Linked DNA regions of Homo sapiens: region 2 is linked to region 1. The links are chromatin loops, found by intact Hi-C in ENCODE. Cell type or tissue: heart right ventricle. All regions are shown on one strand. Region 1 overlaps CLMN (calmin). Region 2 overlaps SYNE3 (spectrin repeat containing nuclear envelope family member 3).

Evidence for each region. A loop is a pair of places that touch in the nucleus more often than their neighbours do. Peaks named below come from ENCODE experiments on the same cell type or tissue, not always from the same donor. Only the 100,000 strongest peaks of a DNase experiment are listed, where the experiment ranks them.
Region 2: it touches region 1 in a loop (2.2-fold over the local background); 7 of 110 quality-filtered maps call a loop at or near these places.

What each region holds. Positions count from the first base shown.
Region 1 is chr14:95,311,879-95,316,878 of GRCh38, forward strand. The region is part of intron 1 of CLMN (calmin); the gene reads right to left. Among named protein-coding and RNA genes, the nearest start is that of CLMN, 5.5 kb to the right of the region's middle. RefSeq lists a silencer at 2,981-3,040. In heart right ventricle, no CTCF peak of the experiment used is centred here; a DNase peak (open chromatin) is centred at 2,143; H3K4me3 peaks cover 36 bases; H3K27ac peaks cover 2,194 bases.
Region 2 is chr14:95,406,281-95,411,280 of GRCh38, forward strand. It overlaps SYNE3 (spectrin repeat containing nuclear envelope family member 3), which reads right to left. Exons shown (of 18, transcript NM_152592.6): 18 at 986-5,000. Among named protein-coding and RNA genes, the nearest start is that of LINC02292, 79 kb to the left of the region's middle. In heart right ventricle, no CTCF peak of the experiment used is centred here; DNase peaks (open chromatin) are centred at 2,587 and 3,830; H3K27ac peaks cover 3,512 bases.

The DNA of each region.
Region 1 (5,000 bases):
ACATTCTCTGGCCTCCTGGGTAGACAATCTGTGACTCATGCGGGCCTCTTCCTTCCCCTTGAGTCCCACTCTCCTGCCCTCTGTCGGGAAGCCTCCCCGGGTTTCTATGGCCAAGTGGTGCCAGCCCCGTGACCAGAGCCCTGGTCTGTACACTCTCAGCTCAGGCCTGTTGCCGCCACCGTGTTCTCCACCAAACTCACAGAGAAACCTACAGGGCAGTCTAGCTGTGCAAATGTCCCCCTCAAGACTGGACTGGGCCTCCCTCCCCACCCTACACTCCTGCAGGACCCACGGTGAGCACCCACAGTTCCTACACGCTGATCTCAACCTCACCATAACCCTATCCTCTCTGTACTGAGAACTCCTAGCATGTCCCATTCACCCACCCCTCCATCCCGAGCTCCCAGAATTTCAGGGGGACTGGACAACTGTTATTTGACCAAAGGACCAGGCTTCAAGTGGGTAAGCCCATTTCTAAAGCAGATTTAAAACGTACCCCAGGCAGTCTGGCACCCTTTGGAGAAGAAGGCTGGGCTGCCACACATACAACAAGCATTCCCTGCTGTCATCACGAGAAGCACCTTCTACTTGTCACGTGCCCTGGGTCTGGGTTCAGAAAATACAGTTCCTAACTTTCTACAGGAAGTCCTCCAGATTGCTGTATTCTGCATAGCAGCCTGATACTTGCTGACAAGGACCCATTTCCTACTCCGTAGGGAGGCTGGCCGGCCTCACCCCACGAACCTGATTCCAGCCTTCCAGGCCCCTATATTCACATACTGCTGCTGGAAAGAAGAGTGATTCCTTGTCCACAGATGTTGGGGCTTTCTTCTGGATAGAATCAGACGTGGGATAACAATGACCAGGCAAGTGTGGGAGGCACGTGGCAGGGGTTCCAAGATAACACCTTAGTTCTGGGATGTGGGGGCATCTTGACGGCTTTCATCCTGGGCTGCTGTTCCAAGGCAGAGCAGCTGACTTTAGCAAAAACATCACTGACAGACATACACACACAGAGAGATACACACTAAAAATACACATACACGGCCAGGTGCAGTGGCTCACACCTGTAATCCCAGTACTTTGGGAGGCCAAGGCAGGTGGATCACCTGAGGTCAGGAGTTCGAGACCAGCCTGGCCAACATGGTGAAAGCCTGTCTCTACTAAAAATATAAAAATTAGCTGGGCATGGTGGCGCATGCCTGTAATCCCAGCTACTCGAGAGGCTAAAGCAGGAGAATTGCTTGAACCCAGGAGGCAGAGGTTGCAGTGAGTCAAGATCACACCATTGCACTCCAGCCTTGGTGACAAGAATGAAACTCTGTCTCAAAAAAATAAAATAAAAATTAAAAACACACATACACACACCACTTTTCTTTTGCTGAGAGCATTTTACTAACACTTTTCTCCATTTCTGTCTTCCTCTTTTTCTACACTGGGCTGGATGATACATATTTTTGGTTTTGTGGGTACTTCTTTGCCTCAACTACTCAGCTGTGCCCTTGTCCTGCAAAAGCAGCTATAGGCAATATGCAAATAAATGGGTGTGTCTATGTGCCAATAAAACTTTATACACAAAAAGAGGCAGCAGGCCAGATTTGGCCTGTGGGCCGTAGTTTGCAAATCCCTACTCCGATAGAAAGAAAGTAGGAAAAGAAGACCTGGTAAGGAAGAAAAAGTCCATTTTTTGATGCTGCACTTATGATTTCTGATGCTGCCTCTAATTCCTTCTGTGACTAACGCAATCTACCACTGTTTAAACAAAAAAAAAAAAAAGGCATGGGGAAAGAAAAAAAATTTATAAAAAGGTTTCTATGGGAACAGGGAGTTCACTTTTAATGGTTCAATCACAAAAAAGACAATTACTTTATTTTTCTCTCTTCTTCTCAGACATAGGGCAGATGTGATCTATGGCTTGTCGGGCAGAGGGACTTTGTCCAGAGCCTCAGCTATTTCAGTGAAAAATTAAATGCCAGAGTGTTCCACAGGTCAGGGAGGGCAGTTTATGAAATCTGGGCCTCTTGGGCAAAGGGTTGCTTCCCTAGAGCTGCAGATCTGGTGAGACATCCCGCCTCTCTCATGAGGCTATAGGGCCAGCAGGCAGCTCTGGGCTGCTCTGATGCAAAGTCGTGGCTGCTGACACGTGATTCTGTGGCGAAACTTCTTCCTAGGTCTGCTGCCAACTGGACTGAGGGCTTCCCTCTCCCTGCTGCAAAGCCATTTGTGAGATGGGCTTCTGTTTTACCTGGCCCCTGAACACTCTCGTTCCTTGGTACAAACATGCCTGGGTGGAGTCCAGAGCCCCTTGTTTGCCCTGATGGCGGGCTGGCCACTATACCTCCCTAGGTACCTTCAACTTGACAGCCAAGGACAAGCCAAGAATGTACATCATTTACCACGTGTACTTGTATAGCAAAGCTTATGAAATGCAACATTTTCTACCCAGGACACTTGGTGGAAGTGAATCTCCAGCACTCCACAGTGAAAAGAATCTAGGATGCAGCCAGCAGTGCTTAGTAGAGCCCAGAGTCACACACCAGCCATCCACTCATGCATGCCGGGCTGGAAGGCAGACGGCTTTAGGTGGGCACCTGCCCAGGCCCACCACTCCTTGACCACCTTCCCAGGGGTGGATTTGAGCCCCAGATAATCCAACCCTCTCATTTTGCAAATGAGGAAACTAAGGAACCACAAGGGAGAGAGATTTTTCAGAATCTCACAGCGAGTTTGCAACAAAGCCAGGACCCTGGCTCAGGCCTTCAGCCTTTGGGTCTTGGTTGTGGCTTCCGCAGCCGCACAATGCTCCACCTGGAAAGGCCCCTCAAGAAAAATCCACACCATGAGATAGGGATGGAGCTGGCACTAGAACACGGCCTTTTGCCTGTTGTAATCAGGAGTGAACTCAAAGCCCGTGGCCTGACCCCAGCCACAGTCAGAAAGAAACTTTCTACATGATGATTCATCCCTTAGAACCAGGCACACAGCCCCAGGGGTAGTGCCCTGGCAGGCAGTTCCTTGACATGAAACCTGTGCATTTGGTTTTCTTTGGGTTTTTATATAGAAACCTTCAGTGCACTTGCTGTGCCCTCTAAGAGCTGGCGGAGGTGGGAACAGGAACGGTCCCTCCTTGGCTCCATCCCTTCTCTGGCTGCTGGATAACGGTGACCATGGCAGCATCCCATCCCACTGCTGTGTGCTCCACTGCTGTGTGAAAGGAAGGTCTAGAGATAGGGAGGTAAAGATGGAGCGATAAGGAACTGGAGGGGTGGGCTGTGGGGGCAGGAATTGTTGGGGAGTTATGGGAGAGAAGGTTGGTGTGGCATCCTGAGCCAGGCCACAGGTGACCTCGCACAACAGGTCAAGGGGCTTGGACTTCATCCTGTAAGCCAGTGCAACCCAGCCTTTTTCTCGTGGTCACATGGGACCATGATACCATTTGTCCTGGGATGGGCCAAAGAGCTGCCCAGGCCCCCACTCTGCTGCCCTTAGCTCATGGGTTGGGAAGCTCTGCTGTAGGTCACAAAACCTACTGGTGGCTTTAGCAACAACATGCTCGAGTGGCTGGGTGGTGGGTGGAAAGCCGTAAAGAAGTCAGTGACTGCGGAGTCCAAGTTCGCATGAGGGACACCTGCACCTGGGCCTGAGCCAGTGGAACAAAAGGAGAAAGTGGGCCACATGGGCCGGGGCTGATCCTTCGGAAAACGCAGGCCCTGCCCTGCCTCTGAGCCTGCCTTGAGGGGATTCCAATCATTTCTCTCCCTTCTGCACTGTGCAACCCAGAACCTACGCAGTCAAGTTTCTGCTTGGCCTTCAAAGTCCAGGTCCAGAATTACAGCATCAAACGCCAAAAGCACCAGAATGACAGGGGATGGCCCAAAGCAGAACTGACCTCTGCACCGCTAGAATCAGAAAATTCAAGCTACAGTCTGGCTGGGTGCCCATGACAGTTTCACGCTCCTGAAAGGCAGAGACTAGAACCAGCTTTCATTCTCCAATGTCTGCAAGATGCTACGTGCTCGACACACATGTGCTAAACTGCTCAGAGAAGGGTTGTGGGTTTTTTGGGTGGTGGAGGCTTCCCACATGAATGGAGCCTTCTTTAAATCCTGGCCTGACACCCCTTTTTGTCCAACAGTACAGTGACCCCCAGAACTGGTGGAACACTGAGCTGGACCCTGAGGCTCAGACAAAGAGGGAGAGGGGGCAGCCAGACTAGCCTGTCTTTCGAAGGACACCAGAGCCCCCAGCCAGGTACGGAACTAAGGCGCAGACCTATTAACACACCACCTCTAACATCAGTTCTAGAAAATATGTCCCTGCCTTCCCACATGGCTCCAAGGAAGCAGGGACCACCTGGCAGAAGCTGCCAGCATCCTGCAATTCCATCTTCTCTTCTCCAAAAAGGTCAACAGCTTGGACCACCCCTGTTTCCTTGCAAGGGACCCTGTGAGGGTGGCACAGGCAGTCTGCCCAGAGGGACATGCCCATGCTCTGCCAGAGGGCTCCTCCTTGACGAACGTCTTTTTGAGCTATGCATGTGAACATATCCATGAACACTGCATCTGCTCAAGTATCAGACACAGGAAGGTGAGTGGCAGGCCTCTTGGGAGGGGCCATCACTCTGCCCAGCTCACCCGGACCTCCAAAGACAGGTCGAGAAATCTTCATTCCAATGTTTTTTGGGGGATGACCTATGACATCACAATCACATTGCATGGATTTCAGAATCCTACAGTTCAGCGTGAGAGATAAAAGCCTTGGATGAGCAAGTGAGCAGAGGCCAAGATACTTCTAAGTCAACTTAAACTTATGGATATATGGAAAGATACAAAGATATAGCTCTATTATTAAACTATTCTTCCCTGAAATGCAATATCCCAGAGGTTGTAAGCTCAGGGCTACCCCTCATTAATGACCCCAGGATCACCCCATCCCAGGGCCCCAAGAGAGTCAAAGCTTTCTGAAAAGAATCAGGAATGCCTGACCCTGACAGCAGCTGC
Region 2 (5,000 bases), 94 kb after region 1:
CTTGGATTCATATGGAGACTAAAACTTTGTCTCTTCCTTTACCAGTCATGTAAGGAGTGAGGGGCTACAGATATAATGCTTCTCACTCAAGTCCCCCCACCCCCTATCCCGCCTCACCTCCCAAAGGGTGAGAAGGGTTTAAGATCACAGAGATGGAAAAAACTTAGGAAACGTATTACACACATTATTAAAATAATAGCAAATTTTTTAAAAGTTCTCACTTGGGAGAACAAATTATACTAGAGGCAAAACCATTTTATTTTAAATCCTTCTAATGACAGTGTTCTGAATTGAAGGGTACACTTCTGTTCCTTGGTAAGCAGAAGATTCTGACATACATTTTCCTTTTCTTGGCAAACCAAGGTCCTTGTTAGGAGCTTTTGTTAGCCTGTGGCAGCTCCTGGGTTTACTTGCCGGTTTCTTAGACCTGCCCTCAAAAGTCAGGATGGTGTCTCTGGCTTCTCCTGCATCTCGCAGTGTCCTCCCCTTCTCCTCTGCAGCTTCCAGTGCACTGTGAGTTACGAAACCAGATAGCCAAACCCAAGAATTCTTTGTGAAATAAACTGTCCTGGTGGGGCTTTGATCCCTGGGGTTGGGAGTGAAATGGTTGGAAAGGCGTCCTTTTACCTCTATCTGGGCTAGTGCCTGGATCTACTGGGGGTGCTGTTTCTCTACCAAATGCACCCAGAGTGCATTTTGGAATTCTCAGTATCCACTTGGCCTGCCCATGACCCCCACCCCTGAGACTGTGAACGAGGAGGTCTGGAGAGATGCTGAGAATGTGTTTGAAGATGCTCCCAGATGAGGCTGATATCCACATGAGATTGAGTGTTGCTGTCGCCCTGAGTTCAACCTCTGCATGAAAGAGGTTGAACTGGAAGTCAGAATTTTACAATGTCAGCCTTAGCCACATGTCATCTTTCTTCTCATAACCTCTTGGACAAACTCCTTTACTTCAGAAAACGAATTTCCAAACCACACAGTATTTCATAGACCAAAATAGAGATTTTTATTTCCAAACACAAAGCAGATACATTTTTAAAAACATAAAACAACAGCAAAAACGTCAAACCATCTTTTAGAACACTGCTACTTCCAACTTGCACAAAAGGAAGGGGAGGAAAACGTCAATGCAACTTTAAAATATAGCACTAAGAAGAAACTCCGGGGTCCTGGTGTTCCTCCCTGGATGGCGGGGAAGGCTCCATTAGCTTTGGACTTGATATGAACCGAGATAACACACACATGTTCCGAGACAGTCGTTTGGCTCCAATACTGCTTGCCTTCCCAGAAAGCTTAATTTATTGCAAATGCATGTTTTACCATCACAAATAATATGACAAGAGTAGATATGGTCCCTCTGCGTATTGTTTACATAATAGAATATTTAAAACAATGGAATGTGTTTGTCTTTGACATCAAAAATCATTTATGCAGCATCTACATGCACATATACACACACAAGTGTGAACGCATACACAAACACACACACACAGACACACACACACACACACACACACCCCATGCCATTGCTTGGTCCACACTGCATGAAACACACCATTCCAGCTACATGAACAGGTCAGTATCAGGTTAGTGTAACCAGGTCTCCAGGTACAAAGGATGAAGTGGGTTTGCTCACATAGACTTAGCTTAGGGTAGAGTGAACTTGTTTATGAGAACCTCGTTTATGCAGAGGTTGGACTCAAGGCGATCGCAGCACTCAATCTGGTGTGATCATCAGCGTCATCTGGGAGCAGCTTCAAAAACATTCTCAGCATCGCCCCAGACATCCTTGTTCACAATCTCAGGGGTGGAGGTCATGAGCAGGCCAAACTCACTCTACCCGACCTGCTGCCTCCAGGATGGGTTCTGAGGAGACATGGGGCCCTCCCATGGGACGGATGACAAATGAAACGAAAAAATCCATCTGGGTGGGGGGCTTTGGAATGAGGGCTCTGGTCTTTCGGACTTGAAATTGGAGGGAAAACGTAATCGTTCCTCCAAAGCTGGTATTGGAAACTTGCCATTTTCCCAACACACACACACAGAAAGAGAGAGAGAAAGGAGAAAATTTAGGACCCACAGAATTAAGCCCTCTTTCAAAGCAGGTTATCTGCTATCCTGAGAAAAAGAGGGCATCGTGTCTAAACCAGCCCAAGGAAATTCCCAGATGACACAGATCTAAGGGGTCATCTGACCTTCCCTTCTTTATGGAGAATGCCAGGGAGAGGCATAAAAACTCTGGACTTTGGGTAAAACGTCCTGAGCCCGATGTGGTCTCCCTGGCTTCTGAGAGACCACAGGCTGGTGTCTGTTGTGCTGAAGCCCAGAGCTGGAAGCCAGGGCTGCCCAGTTGTGCTTCTGCATGGAGATGTGTGTAGTACTCACACATGCTATGCTCACATACGCGTGCATCCCTCCCACCCTGCCCACCCCTTCACATGCACACACAGCTTCCTCTGTCCGCTTCCTCCTCCCCAGTAAAACTTCTGGAACATGCACAAGCGACTGCCTCCTTGTTTCTCCCATGAGAGGAATTGGAACTGCTCAGCAGGCAGAGACCGCGCAAAGCCAACTCTGTCCTCTGCCTGCCCCCGCAAGGGCTGGCCTGTCCGTGCTTTTCCAGTGGGAAGGTAGACAGACAGTGGGTACCTGCTCCCGTCCCCTGGGACCTCATCCTGGTGTTGCCAGCTCCCTTCAGCGGTGGGAGTCAACGGACTTCCCCGCAGGAGTGGGCACAGGAGGAAAGCAGCATGCTGCCCCTGCTTTGGAATGTTGCCCTCCAGCTAACTCACCAGCTGCCAGAGTGGCAGCAGCCCGCGGCCTGCAAAGGAAAGGAAAGCAACTGAGGCCCAGGGAACATTCCATAGAGTGGAGCACTGGGCTCGGAGCCAGTCATGCCTGGGTACAAGTCCCAAATTTACCACTCCCCGCCTAGCTGGCTGCTCTGAGGCAGGCTGCTGACCCTCTCCACACTCTGGTTTCTGATCATGACTCCATAGCACAGGCTTTTTGAAAGTGTCATGACCATATTGCAGGCGCTCGGGGTATGTTTTCTTCCCTCCCTTTCTCATCAGAACAGGAAGAGGGACTGTAGGACTTTGTCCCTCATCTCCACAGAGGTGCTGGGGATGGGCTGGCCTGGTGTTCCTGGTTGCTGAGCTCAGAAGCAAGCGTTTCAGAAAGGAAGCCCAGGATCCTCGGGGGAAACCGAGGTCCCTCCTTATGATTGCTGTCTCTCGGCTGGACAAGGTGGTTGGGTTGGGGATGATGTTACCATGACAACCGGAGAGCAGGTGCTGGGAGATGCTGAGTCCTGCTGACTGTGCTTTAAGGCCCTGAACATCCTGCTGAACCATTTGCTTTTAGACCACGAGCCTGTGTTTTAATGTTCTTTTAGAAACAAATTCCTCCTTGTTCTTACTTTGAAAAACAGAAGTCGTTTCTCTCATACACAGAAGCTAAGGGAGAAACGACAGCTGGTTTTAAGTCCTCTTTGACTCTGGGCCTCTGCTGAAGCAGCCTGCAGGCACTGGCAATTGGGTGATGAGGGCCACCTGTGGGGTGCCCCCACCCACTTTCCTTTTCAAAGCCTCAATTGTCTGCTACAAAACAAAGAGCTGGCCTGGAAAGGCTCAGAGATCCTCATTTTCCAAGATTTGCACCCAGGAGCTCCTCAAGCTCAAGAAGAAATGAAAGCAAATATGCATTGCCTGGGCTGAATCCAAACACAAAGAAAGTGTTCAAAAGCTTAGCCCTGGGTGCTCACCGCCAGGACAAAGACGGGAGGGGCTGTTCCTGCACAAAAACTCTGGCAAGCTGGGCAGATCTATTTGTCGGTTCCCAAGCCTTGCAGGAAGAATGTCTACAATGCCTTTGGGTAGACCTGAAGGACTCAGGGTCCCCTGAGAGGAGGTGGCAGGCCGTGGTGGCAGGTCACTCTCACACTGCAAGGATGATGCCTTCGAGTTCCACACAAGGAGCATACAGCCAAGGCATGGAGGGTCAGGACAAACTCTGGTTTTCTCCTCCAATTGTAGCAGAGACAGCGAAGTGCCACTCCAAGCCACCCTACCCTTCATTCTTACTAGAAGAGCCCCCATCTTTTTGGGGCACATGTTCCCAGACTCCTTGCAGATGTGGGGGAAAACATGTGACACAGTCCTGGCCAATGAGATGAGAACGGAAGTGGCTGGTGGAGCTTCTGGGAAAGCTGCTAATGAGGAGGGCAGATTCGTCTAGTTCACTCCCCTTCTTCCTACCTGGAACCCAGATGAAAAATTGGAGGTACAGCAAGCATCCTGGGCCATGAAGTGACTGTGATATAAAGGAAGGACAGTTGCAAAGCCTTGGCTCTGACATCCATAACCTGAGGAGACGATGCCAGCAACCGCCTATATCTAGACTTCTCAGGAGGAGAGAAAAGTAAAGTCTCTGACTGGTTTAAGCCAAAGTTGGTCGGGGGAGGAGGGATTCTGTTACTCGTGGCTGAATCTAGGGATTTCTCTTCCAGATGCGAGCCCACGCGCACAATCCTAGGATACCTAATATTTCAGGGAGCACTGAACGCTCCAGGGCTGACTTCCCTCCTTACCAATAGGTGGGGGGAGGTGGTAAGGAACTGGACCAATGTCACACAGCCCATCAGCAGCAGAGTTCCAACTCAACCCTGTCTAGTGCTGAGCAGTATCAAGCTGTCATCCAGTGGGTGCAGAGACCGACCCCCACTCCTGGAACTAACTCCCTGAGCTCACTGGCCAAACAAGAACTGCTGAGGTCTCAGAGTCCTAACCTGTAAAATGGGTACAAAGTTGGAACAAGACAGTCTATGGAAGCCCTCCAACTCTGACAGCCTGAAGAATCCAGGTATCCTCCTTCAACAGAGAACTTAGCATTTCCTAATCCATTTTGCCTCCCCTAAAAGTCCTACTTGGCAGTTCATCCCATTGTCTGCTTTCTGGGGCTAGTTTGTCTCACCCAATTACTAGATGAAGGAAAAA